Linked DNA regions of Mus musculus: region 1 is linked to region 2. A link is a contact called in ENCODE Hi-C or POLR2A ChIA-PET data. All regions are on one chromosome and are shown on one strand. Each heading gives the region's core, a stretch centred on a gene start or an enhancer-like site at or near the end of the contact. The rest is flanking DNA. Distances are from core to core; before and after follow the strand shown. Region 1 holds the start of Hsp90b1 (heat shock protein 90, beta (Grp94), member 1). Region 2 holds the start of Syn3 (synapsin III).

Region 1 (4,942 bases), core at 935-3,434, 210 kb before region 2:
AATGTTATGTGAGTGCTGAAAACCCTAATTCCGGTCATAGTTCAAGTGGGGCAATCATTTTATCCACTAAGCCATCTCTCCTCAGCTGAAAGCCATGTATTTTCCAGGGAGCTTGGCCAGCAAGTCAGATAAGGACTGACCATCTTCTGCCAGTCTGGAAGTAGATTCTCTCTCTCTGATTCTCTCTCTCTCTCCTTTCTATCTGGGGACCATCATCTGCAGAAACTTCTACCCCCCCCCCCCAAAAAAAAAAAAAAAAAAAAGAACAAAACCAAAAACCCACCAGCTTTATTTTGGAGGACAAATCTCATTCTCAGTTCCTCCCAGGTGCAGCCCGATCTACCTCCCACTGGCCAGTTAAGATGCAGTCACAGTTTCACAATACTTGCTTACTTGCTCGATAAAAAAAAAAAAGAAAGGAAGAAAGAAAGAAAGAAAGAAAGAAAGAGAGTAAGAAAGAAAGAAAGTGGATGATGGGCTGTCATACGCAGAAATGGCCATCTTTTTCCAAAAGCACAAATAAATAAGATCCTGGTATGCTCTAAACAACAAACACAAGCACAGAGGCATAAGGCCTTCGTCTTACATTTCTGTATGCTTTGGCAAATGTAGGTAAATCAGACAGATGTAAATAAGCCATCACCACATTATGTAAACACCAAACCACAGATTCAAGTTCTACAAGTCTAAATTCTTGAAGTTGTCAAAGGGACTATGACATTGTCACTGAAAAGCTTGCCTTCGGGAACCTGGATTGCCTAAAAAAAAAAAACAACTCGAATTTTCTTGGAGAAAGCGGTGATGGAATGGATGTGTTAGAGGCAGGCAAGCGTGCTGGTGGAAAATTGGTTAAAATGAGGCTAAAGAGCTTAGAAAACATTTCGGAACGTACAAGCTGGCCTTAGGGACTTCCCTCACCAGAAAGAGCCTCTTTTGCTATCTTTCGGAAGGCGGAAAGGTGTTTCTATGAAGTTACAAAGCCACAATCCAGGCTGTTTTGCAAGCTCTGCGGCTTTTGCTTTCAAGTATCTGCATAAGTTCTTTCCTGTTCTATGCTAGCCTGGACTTCACCACCGCGCTCTCTGGCTGATTCACAAAAGAGGCTCTAGATTGCCCAGTCATTCTTTGATATTTATGGGGATGTCAAAGGAACTTGGGTCCTTGTTTCCTTCGGGGTTGGAGAGCCCCTGCCACCCTCTACTGCAAACCAAACCAGAGAGGACAGGAAATGCGAGCAGCGCAACGCCAAGTGTAACTGAAGGCTCTAGGGACCCTGAGTGACGCGCAAGAAAGCGGACGTGGAAACCCGGGTGCTACCACCAGCCCAGAATCCAGGGCTGACCCTCTGACACGGTGAGACTAGGGCTACGCGGGGCTGCTTTTCAGGTCCGCCTCTGAAAACTGTGTGCATTAGAGTCCTAGAACAAGCACAGATCTATTCTGCAATCTGAATGAGGTGGAAATCCTATAATCACTCAGAGACATTTCCCGCGGACACAAGATTGGAGTAAGCAAGGGCCAAGCTACGCAACTGGCTTAGATGCCAGAGACTACAATTCCCAGCATTCATGAGATTAGTGCGTTGCATGCCGGAAACTGTAGTTTCTCACCACCATCCAAACGCATTCCGGATATTCAACCCCTCACAAATTTCTCTTTTGCGAAAAGAAACGCCCAAAAGAAAGGTGACGGCGAACGTAGCGCTGAAAGGACTCGTAACGTGACCCGCGTCGTAGACGAGAAAAGGGTAAAGGACGCATTGTCTTGGCTACCGTTTCCCCTAGTCACGGACTAAACGTTCGCTAGAAGCCGGAAGTGGTTCCCCGGGACCTCTAGGAATGGACAGACGTGCTATGCGCCTACGTTCATTGGACGGTTTTCCTCAGGGACCAAGGCTTCCCAGGCCAAAGGGTGGCCCGGTGTGTGAGGGCCCGCGGAGCCATCTGATTGGAGGAAAGCCGCTGGACAAGCCCAATCGCAAGGAGCCACGCTTCGGGCATCGGGCACCGCACCTGGACAGTTCCGATTGGCGGGCTGCGGTCCCCCCCCATGCGTCTCCATTGGGTGCAGAGAGTGCGTGGTGAGGCACGATTGGTGAGTTCGTGTTTCCCGTCCCCCGCCCGCAAGCAGTGGGGTGAAAAGCGGCCCGACCTGCGCGCGGCTTAGTGGGCGGACCGCGCTGCTGGAGGTGTGAGGAGCTTAGACTCGGGATTGGGGGGGTGGAGGCGGCTCCTGAGACCGAAAAGGACTTGCGACTCGCCGGCCACGCACCATGAGGGTCCTGTGGGTGTTGGGCCTCTGCTGTGTCCTGCTGACCTTCGGTGAGTGACCGGGCGGCAGTGGGCGCCCTCCCCTTCCTGTGTGGCCGCTTCTCGAACGTTCTTGGGGCGTTGAACCTGGGTTGGGGACGCCGGGTGGCCTACAGGGGTTTCAGGGACCATCTCGTTCCCTCGAAGGAGACTTGGGTGATGATGCTTTCCCTGAGGCCTCTGGGAAAAGGCGACTTGGAGACCGGGCATTTAAATAAATACCCTGCGGATGGTGCTAGAGCGCTCCCCGAAGTCTCGCTGACGGGGCGCGGTCTCTCGGACTCTACTCCCGGGGGAAGCCTTCCTGGAACCCCTCCCTAAGGACTTTTGTGATCAGGTCCGACCTTTGGCCACCAGAGCCTGAGGACCCCCAGCCCCTGCCCTCTACTCCCGGAGCGCGTTTCTGTTTTCTAACGCCCGACTCGCGAGCGTGGGCCCTCGGGCCAGCGTCGTGGCGGTGGCCCAATATCTGATTCCGATGTGCTTCAAGAGCTGTCCTTGACATGTCTTCCCCTTTGGGCCGGATTTCAGTTCCCCTCAACAGAAGTTGCACAAACCCTGTTTGCATTCTGACCTGTGATAACTAAGTGAGGCCCAAGTTTTGGCTTGGCCAGTGTAGAGACCTCCTCTCAGCTGTGCGCAACACGTGTGGGTGTAGACGGGGGCCTCTCTCACTGCCTAGGATAGACACACGTGATGGCTGCCTGGCCTTCCAGAGTCAACGGGGGTCTTGAGCATTCATATTTAAACTTTAGCGTGCAAACTTACCTTGACATTGGTTATTGACGTCAGTACATAATTCTTCCATCTCAACAGCTTGTATTTACTTACTGAATTGTGTTAACTCTTGCCCCCGTTGATATGGCTTTTTATGCGAAGGAGAGGAAGCAATAGTGTGGAGAGTTGTAACCTTTCTCCCCAGGGTTCGTCAGAGCTGATGATGAAGTCGACGTGGATGGCACAGTGGAAGAGGACCTGGGTAAAAGCCGAGAAGGCTCAAGGACAGATGATGAAGTTGTGCAGAGGTCGGTGCATTTGAAGCTATGTTGATAAGCTCTGCAAGTTAGTGGGGCAGAGTGGCTGTTGGTGTTTCTCCATTCAGATTACAAGGTCCAGTGCCCAAAATGTTGCTAATGATACAAAATAACCAGAGAAGATCTTAGGAGTGCCCATTTATCTGCAGGCAAAAGCTCCTAGCAGTCTGCTCCTGGGAGTGACTGCTGATTCAGGAAGGAAAGTGCTAGGGATAAGCCTCAGCATCTAAAACCAGAAAACCAGTGGTGATGTAGCCCACTCAGCTTGTGCTTCCAACTTTCTAAGACCTGACAGGACACTTGATTGGTTTTGTCTGTGTGAAGTTAGTACTATGAAAAATAGAACTTTTATGCCTTTAACTTTTAAGAAAAGGGCTTTTCAATCGGTGAGGTATATTTTCAATTTTGGCCTTCTAGGAATTAGTGACGGTACTAAAGTGTTCACTGTGCAAGCGTACACAAGTCATGACTTGCTTTTCAGTAGAGGGAAGCCAGATGTATTTTTCTGGGAATTTTAGGAACTATTTCCAGCCGAGCATTAAGCACAGCCCATTCTGTGATGAGAGTGAGCTGGTATGTGAGTGCTCTTTTAACAAGAAGGTCTGCAGAGGCCAGTCTGTGTCCTGACTAGAGACTGAGAAAAATGAAGCTGAGTATTTGCTTATCTAATTTGATTTCCTTAGAGAGGAAGAAGCTATTCAGTTGGATGGGTTAAACGCATCACAGATAAGAGAACTTAGAGAAAAATCTGAAAAGTTCGCCTTCCAAGCTGAAGTGAACAGGATGATGAAACTTATCATCAATTCTTTGTATAAAAATAAAGAGGTAAGTGTTACATGGTTGGGACAGCAGTTTGGATCCTTCCATTAGAAATTAGGAATTAAATTCGGAATGAGAATTCTTATTGGTCCATATTGGGGCAGGAAGGGAGTGGACATTGTCCTGGTCTTTCGTGTCAGCTCAGAATAAGGTCATGACCTACCGACGGATGAAGTCACACAACTGTACCCCTGAGGGAGGGTGGGAGAGGTATTCCTGTTCCCACCACTTCAGATATCCCTTGTAGTTGTCACATAGTGTTATAGAGCCACACCTCCTTTTTTATGAAGAGAGTAAAGCCATCTCTTGCACCATAAAAGGCTTGGTTCCTTGAAGAGTGTCTTCACGATTCCGAGGAGAACTGAGAGGAGTGGATAAGAACCAACATCTTACCATGCTTAGGGGTCAATCGCAACTCATTAAATCTGGCTTCTTTTTAGATTTTCCTGAGAGAACTGATTTCAAATGCTTCTGATGCTTTAGACAAGATAAGGCTCATCTCCCTAACTGATGAAAATGCACTCGCTGGAAATGAGGAGTTAACGGTCAAGATTAAGGTAAGCTTAAAATAACTTTCCTTTTTAAAACGAATCCTGGGAACCCAGGCACTCCGCAGTAGGTCATTCTGGTGTGAACAGTAACTTCCTAGTCACAGTGGGTTAGCATGGAAGTGTGCAGACTGCCTTGAGTCAAACTGACTTTGCTTGTTTTCATTAGGGTTATTAGTGAACAGCTGTACCTAGTTTTATAGTACAAATTCTTTTGTCTAGAGTGGCAGTA
Region 2 (4,609 bases), core at 295-2,794:
ATAATTAAAAATAAGTAACTCATTTTTAAAATATATGGAAGTAAAAAATAAATGACATTTTCTAGAAAGCAATCCTTTAGCTGGTGCTCAGCTTGCTGCTGCTGATGGTTGAGAAGCAATGACTTGGCATCTTCTACCTCACAAGTCCTTGTACAACCTACAGGGCCAAACCCAGAGATTTATGAAATCATCTGCTGTTTCTCCGAATTTAAACCTTTCAGGTGAGAACAGTAGGGGCAAAGGGATTGCTTCTCCGGGGGCTGATTACTGTTTGTAGGCCTCTTTCATTATTCAAGGTTCATGCACAGAAATAAAAATGCTAAGTGGCACTGACCTCCAGGGCATGATGGAAGAATACCATTAATGGAAAAACCCTTGGTGATGTATACTGAGCACTGCTCAGCAAACACTGACCCTGCATTGAATCTGCACCTTTTCTTATATATAGTGCAATCAAACATAAGTACTCGTGCAGTAATTTGCCTGGCTTCTCTTCTAAACCTTTGTCCAACTCCTTCCTTCCTTAGAAACGGAAGGTTCTTTAGAATTCTTGTCCTGGCAAGAATTCCCCTTCCATTTTTCCAAGTACTTTTTCTGTGCACCTTTAACACCAGTGGTGTTTTTTTTTTAAATAACTACATTTATAGGTCTTTATATTGCAGCTAGAAATGGATGTGGTGTCACGTGTCTTTTAACTCAGCACTCAAGAGACAGAGGCAGGTGGACCTCTATGAGTTTGAGGCCAGCCTGGTCTACATAGTGAGTTCCAGGCCAGCCAGAACTACATAGAGAAACCCTGTCTCTAAAATCAAACCAAATACTGGAGGACAGAGAGCCTTAAAGGAGACCTGCTTTGAATTTCTGAGGGACCTTGAGGCATAGAAGTGACACATGAGACAGGGACCTGCCAAATATCCTCCCATTCTGTGCTGGTTAAGCTTTTCAATTGCCTTATTTTCCAATCTGTAATTTCTTTTAACCTTGTAGTCTTAATTCTCATCTCACAAATCTCCTCTATGGAGAGGCCTGGCATAGTCCCGACATCCCTTTTGTGTTCTCATTACACATCTCTATCAGTTTACAGCAAGCTGACATTATCTTTTGTTTGTGCACTTGTATGTAACCAACTCCTCCTCATGCCATCCCCAGCCAGGGTAAGAGCTTAGCTCCTTGTGCTTGTACTCCTATGACATTTGCTGACAGCTGACTCACTGGTCTCTCAGAAGCTCCTACTAAGGCCCAGGGAAGTCAGGTGACTTTCTCCAAGCTGGCTTCCTAGGATACTGAACTGCATTATTCACACTCCCTGAGGGGCATCTCAATCCTCCTGGGATGAAGAAAGATCGTCCACTTGGCCACTTGAGGCCAGCAACAGCAAAGCTTGCTTGCTCTAGCAACTTTCCCTACCTGGCTGGCGAGGGAAAGCCTAGAGACTGAGAAAGGAGGGGCTTGAGGGGCGGGCCTGGATGCAGGGCCCCTGTTGGCCCAGCCAATGGGCTCTCCGGCGTAGGGAGACCAGTCTGCCCAGAGGAGGCGCTCACGTACTGTGCAGGGCAGAGGCAGAGCGCGCAAGCTGCAGCGCTCCCGCAGATCCTGTAATTGGCGGCGCCAGTCCGAGGTACACACGGGCCACCGTAGCTGGCACTGTCGGTAAGCCAAGGCAAAGTGGAGTAGGTGGGTTTTCTGGCCTTAGGGAGCACTCACCCCGAATCCGAGCTGTTGGTGCGTCCTCGGGCAGTGCTACTTCCCCATAAGCTCTCTCTTTTGTTAGCCGAATGTTGATGCTGCATGTTGGTGGGGTGCAGGTGCTCCGTGAGCCCGGAGTGCCACCCTCCGGTCCCAGGCTGCTGCTGCCGGTCCCTAGCACTGGTCCCTGTAGAGTACCGGAACCCTGGGGCCCTCAAAGCTATGACTACTGAGGTATTCAACCCAACATCCAGACCTGTCCCGGAAAAGAGCTTCCTCTGGGAAGCTGAGACCACAACAGATACTGGTGCTCTGCACTGGATCCCAGCACCTGCTCTAGGCAGGTCCCTCAGGACCTGTTGCCTTGGGTCTGGGGCTCAGATCTGTTGCGCAGTCTTCTATTTCCAGCTATCCTGAGACGAAGGAAAAAACCTTGGAGGGTTTTCCTGGCCAGGCTAAGACTAACACTGCTGGAGCGCCCTGGTTATTTATTCATGACTTACTTGGCTGTAAGCCAGACACTATGCTCTCAGCTCTAGCGGCCTTAAAGGAATCTCAGGAGTTGCTGGGGCCTACCAGGGATGATAGGATAGGAGGGATTGCAGTGTGGTGTAGTGCAGACAGCAAGAGGTGGGTGGGTCGTGATGCAGCCTGGAAGACACACAGAGACTGGAGAGTTTGCCAGCCTGAGAGCTGTGGAATCAGAGGCATCAGGGACAGGAAGAATTTCAGGTAGATTTTCCCATGTGCAGACGAAAGAAGTGAAGAACTCAGAATCTCAGCTAATCAAACAGCAGATTGCACAGTAGAACCAGGACTTGCAGATGGGACCTAAACTGCAAGGTAGAAGGGGCTAGCCAAAAATGTACACAATCTAGAGATGCATGCAGCCTGACAAGTTTATCCTAGGACACGGGAGGCTGGGAAAGAATTCCAGCTGATCCCACAGCCACTCTGCTAGCTCTGTGGACAGTGACTGGAGCTGGCATCTTCAAGCTAGTAAGTTGTGAAAAGCTGGTTTTCAGGCAACGTGGCTGCAAATACTCTGGCCCCTTAAGGCTGACTATCTGACAGGGGCTCTGTAACCCTAGCTTCTGGGCATGAATTCAGGCAGGGAGATGCTGTCATGTGATGCTTGCTCCTGTCATTGTATTGGAAGCTGTGGCCTCTATCTTGTCATCGGGGATAGCCCTTGGGGAGTTGGATAGAGCATCTGTGCTCACTTTCTGATGCCTGGTCCCTGTGTGAGAACTTCTGCCTTACCTGGGCTTACCTTTCTATCTTCCAGGGCCAAGGGGCTGCTGTTTGGGTTGCCATATAGAGACTGGTATAGCGGCAATAAAAAAGGCTCCTAGGAAGTGAGACCAGAAAGCCACTTCATCTATTTGCCTTAAAGACATTTTTGACCTTGTGGGTCTCTCTCTCTCTCTCTCTCTCTCTCTCTCTCTCTCTCTCTCTCTGTGTGTGTGTGTGTGTGTGTGTGTGTGTGTGTGTGTGTGAGGAGATTATTTTACCTAGTTGTCATAAGCAAGGTTCCTTGTTTAAAAGGTCAGAGATGCTAAGCTAGTCACTTTTAAATTGTTAATTTGCCTTAACCTAGAATGCCCAAGGAATAACATCTCGATGAGGGATTGATGTCTAGATGAGACTGCCCTGTACGTACATCTGTCAGATAATGCCTTTATTTGTCAGTTGATTCATGGGAAGTCCTAGCTCATGGTGAGCCATGCTCCTCTCTGATAGTGAGTCCTGGATGGTGTAGGTATGGAGGAAGGACGCTGGACAGTAGGCAAGTGTTTATTCTTTCTCTGCCTTGCTTGTAGCTATGATCCGCTCCCACAAGTTCCTGCCAGCTTGACATACCCCCAAAATACGGTCTGTAGCCTGAACTTGTGAATTAAAATAAACCCTTTCTTACCCAAGTTGCTTTGTGATATTTTAGCACGGCAGCTGGAATGGACACAGAACTGGTGCATGTCTGGGTACCAGTAGTTGCTCTACCGTTCAAGTGAATACACAGTGGGGGTAGTGGGGCCAGGCACAGGTAGACACTGGTCCATGACGGAGGGGAAAAGCAGATTCAGGCTACCCTCTGAGGCTTTCGAAAGCCACACTAACCAGCCAGTAAGTATGGTGTGCCCACCGAGGGGTTCAACTTAAGGTGTCCCGTCAGCCAAACAGTTTCTAAACAGAGACACATATATGAGCTATAAGCAGTCAGAACTCCTGGCTGCTGGACATTAGGAGGTAACACGCATCTTGGTCTTGTGGGGAGGACGTGGATGTTTTTCTACGCCATTGATTCTCTGTGTCACTGTATGACATTGGGAAAAAAAATGAGGATGGTTTGGACTGGTCACTTAGAATGTTTCCCTGGCTTTTGAATTTCTTTACTGCCTCTGAAAGTACATGCTGAGCTCGGCGACTTATTACTGTGAGACATCTTTACTAATAACCCCAGTGACTAGAGACTCCTACCGAGTGCTTGTTAGGTATGTGTGCCCTCTCCCAGTTGCCCCACAACATGCGGTGTTATTCTCCATTTTTAATAAAGAAAACACTTTTATTCTCAGTTGGTAGCCATCTCAGTGTTTTCAAGCCCAATGGAGTCCCTAGGAAAGTGAGAGTGACAGCACCCATCATGGCATGTCACTTGTTACACTTTAAAAGATGCTCTTATTGATGAGTCACTCATTAATCCAACCACTTGGTAATCCAATCAATCTGTTTGGGAGGCTGTGCCACACAGGGAGATACAGGTCTGTCTGCTAAGGGAGGGAGAGTGGTGTGGTGAGCACTGTGGACTTTAAAAGAAAATATTGAAGGATGGGCCGTTGCTTTGTATGGCATATAGGAGAGAAAGGGTTTTTGTTTTTTGTTTTTTGTTTTGATCTCCCCTGAGTGACTCTAGTTCAATGCAGCC

What was found. Hi-C counts contacts between places; a loop is a spot of excess contacts on that map. ChIA-PET counts read pairs that join two places held with the same protein, here RNA polymerase II (POLR2A).
Region 1: a map of left cerebral cortex shows a loop between it and region 2 (2.7-fold over the local background). The contact joins the promoter of Hsp90b1 here to the promoter of Syn3 in region 2. A Hi-C loop is called at or near these places in 1 of 37 maps with a recorded cell type or tissue (left cerebral cortex). POLR2A ChIA-PET finds 5 or more read pairs at or near these places in 1 of 5 experiments (Patski).

What each region holds. Positions count from the first base shown.
Region 1 is chr10:86,702,686-86,707,627 of GRCm38, reverse strand. It overlaps Hsp90b1 (heat shock protein 90, beta (Grp94), member 1), which reads left to right and starts at 2,184. Exons shown (of 18, transcript NM_011631.1): 1 at 2,184-2,321; 2 at 3,232-3,334; 3 at 4,027-4,168; 4 at 4,603-4,719. The coding sequence starts at 2,273. It overlaps Ttc41 (tetratricopeptide repeat domain 41), which reads right to left and starts at 1,817. Exons shown (of 16, transcript NM_001003910.2): 1 at 1,611-1,817.
Region 2 is chr10:86,495,831-86,500,439 of GRCm38, reverse strand. Syn3 (synapsin III) reads left to right here and starts at 1,544. Exons shown (of 14, transcript NM_013722.3): 1 at 1,544-1,650.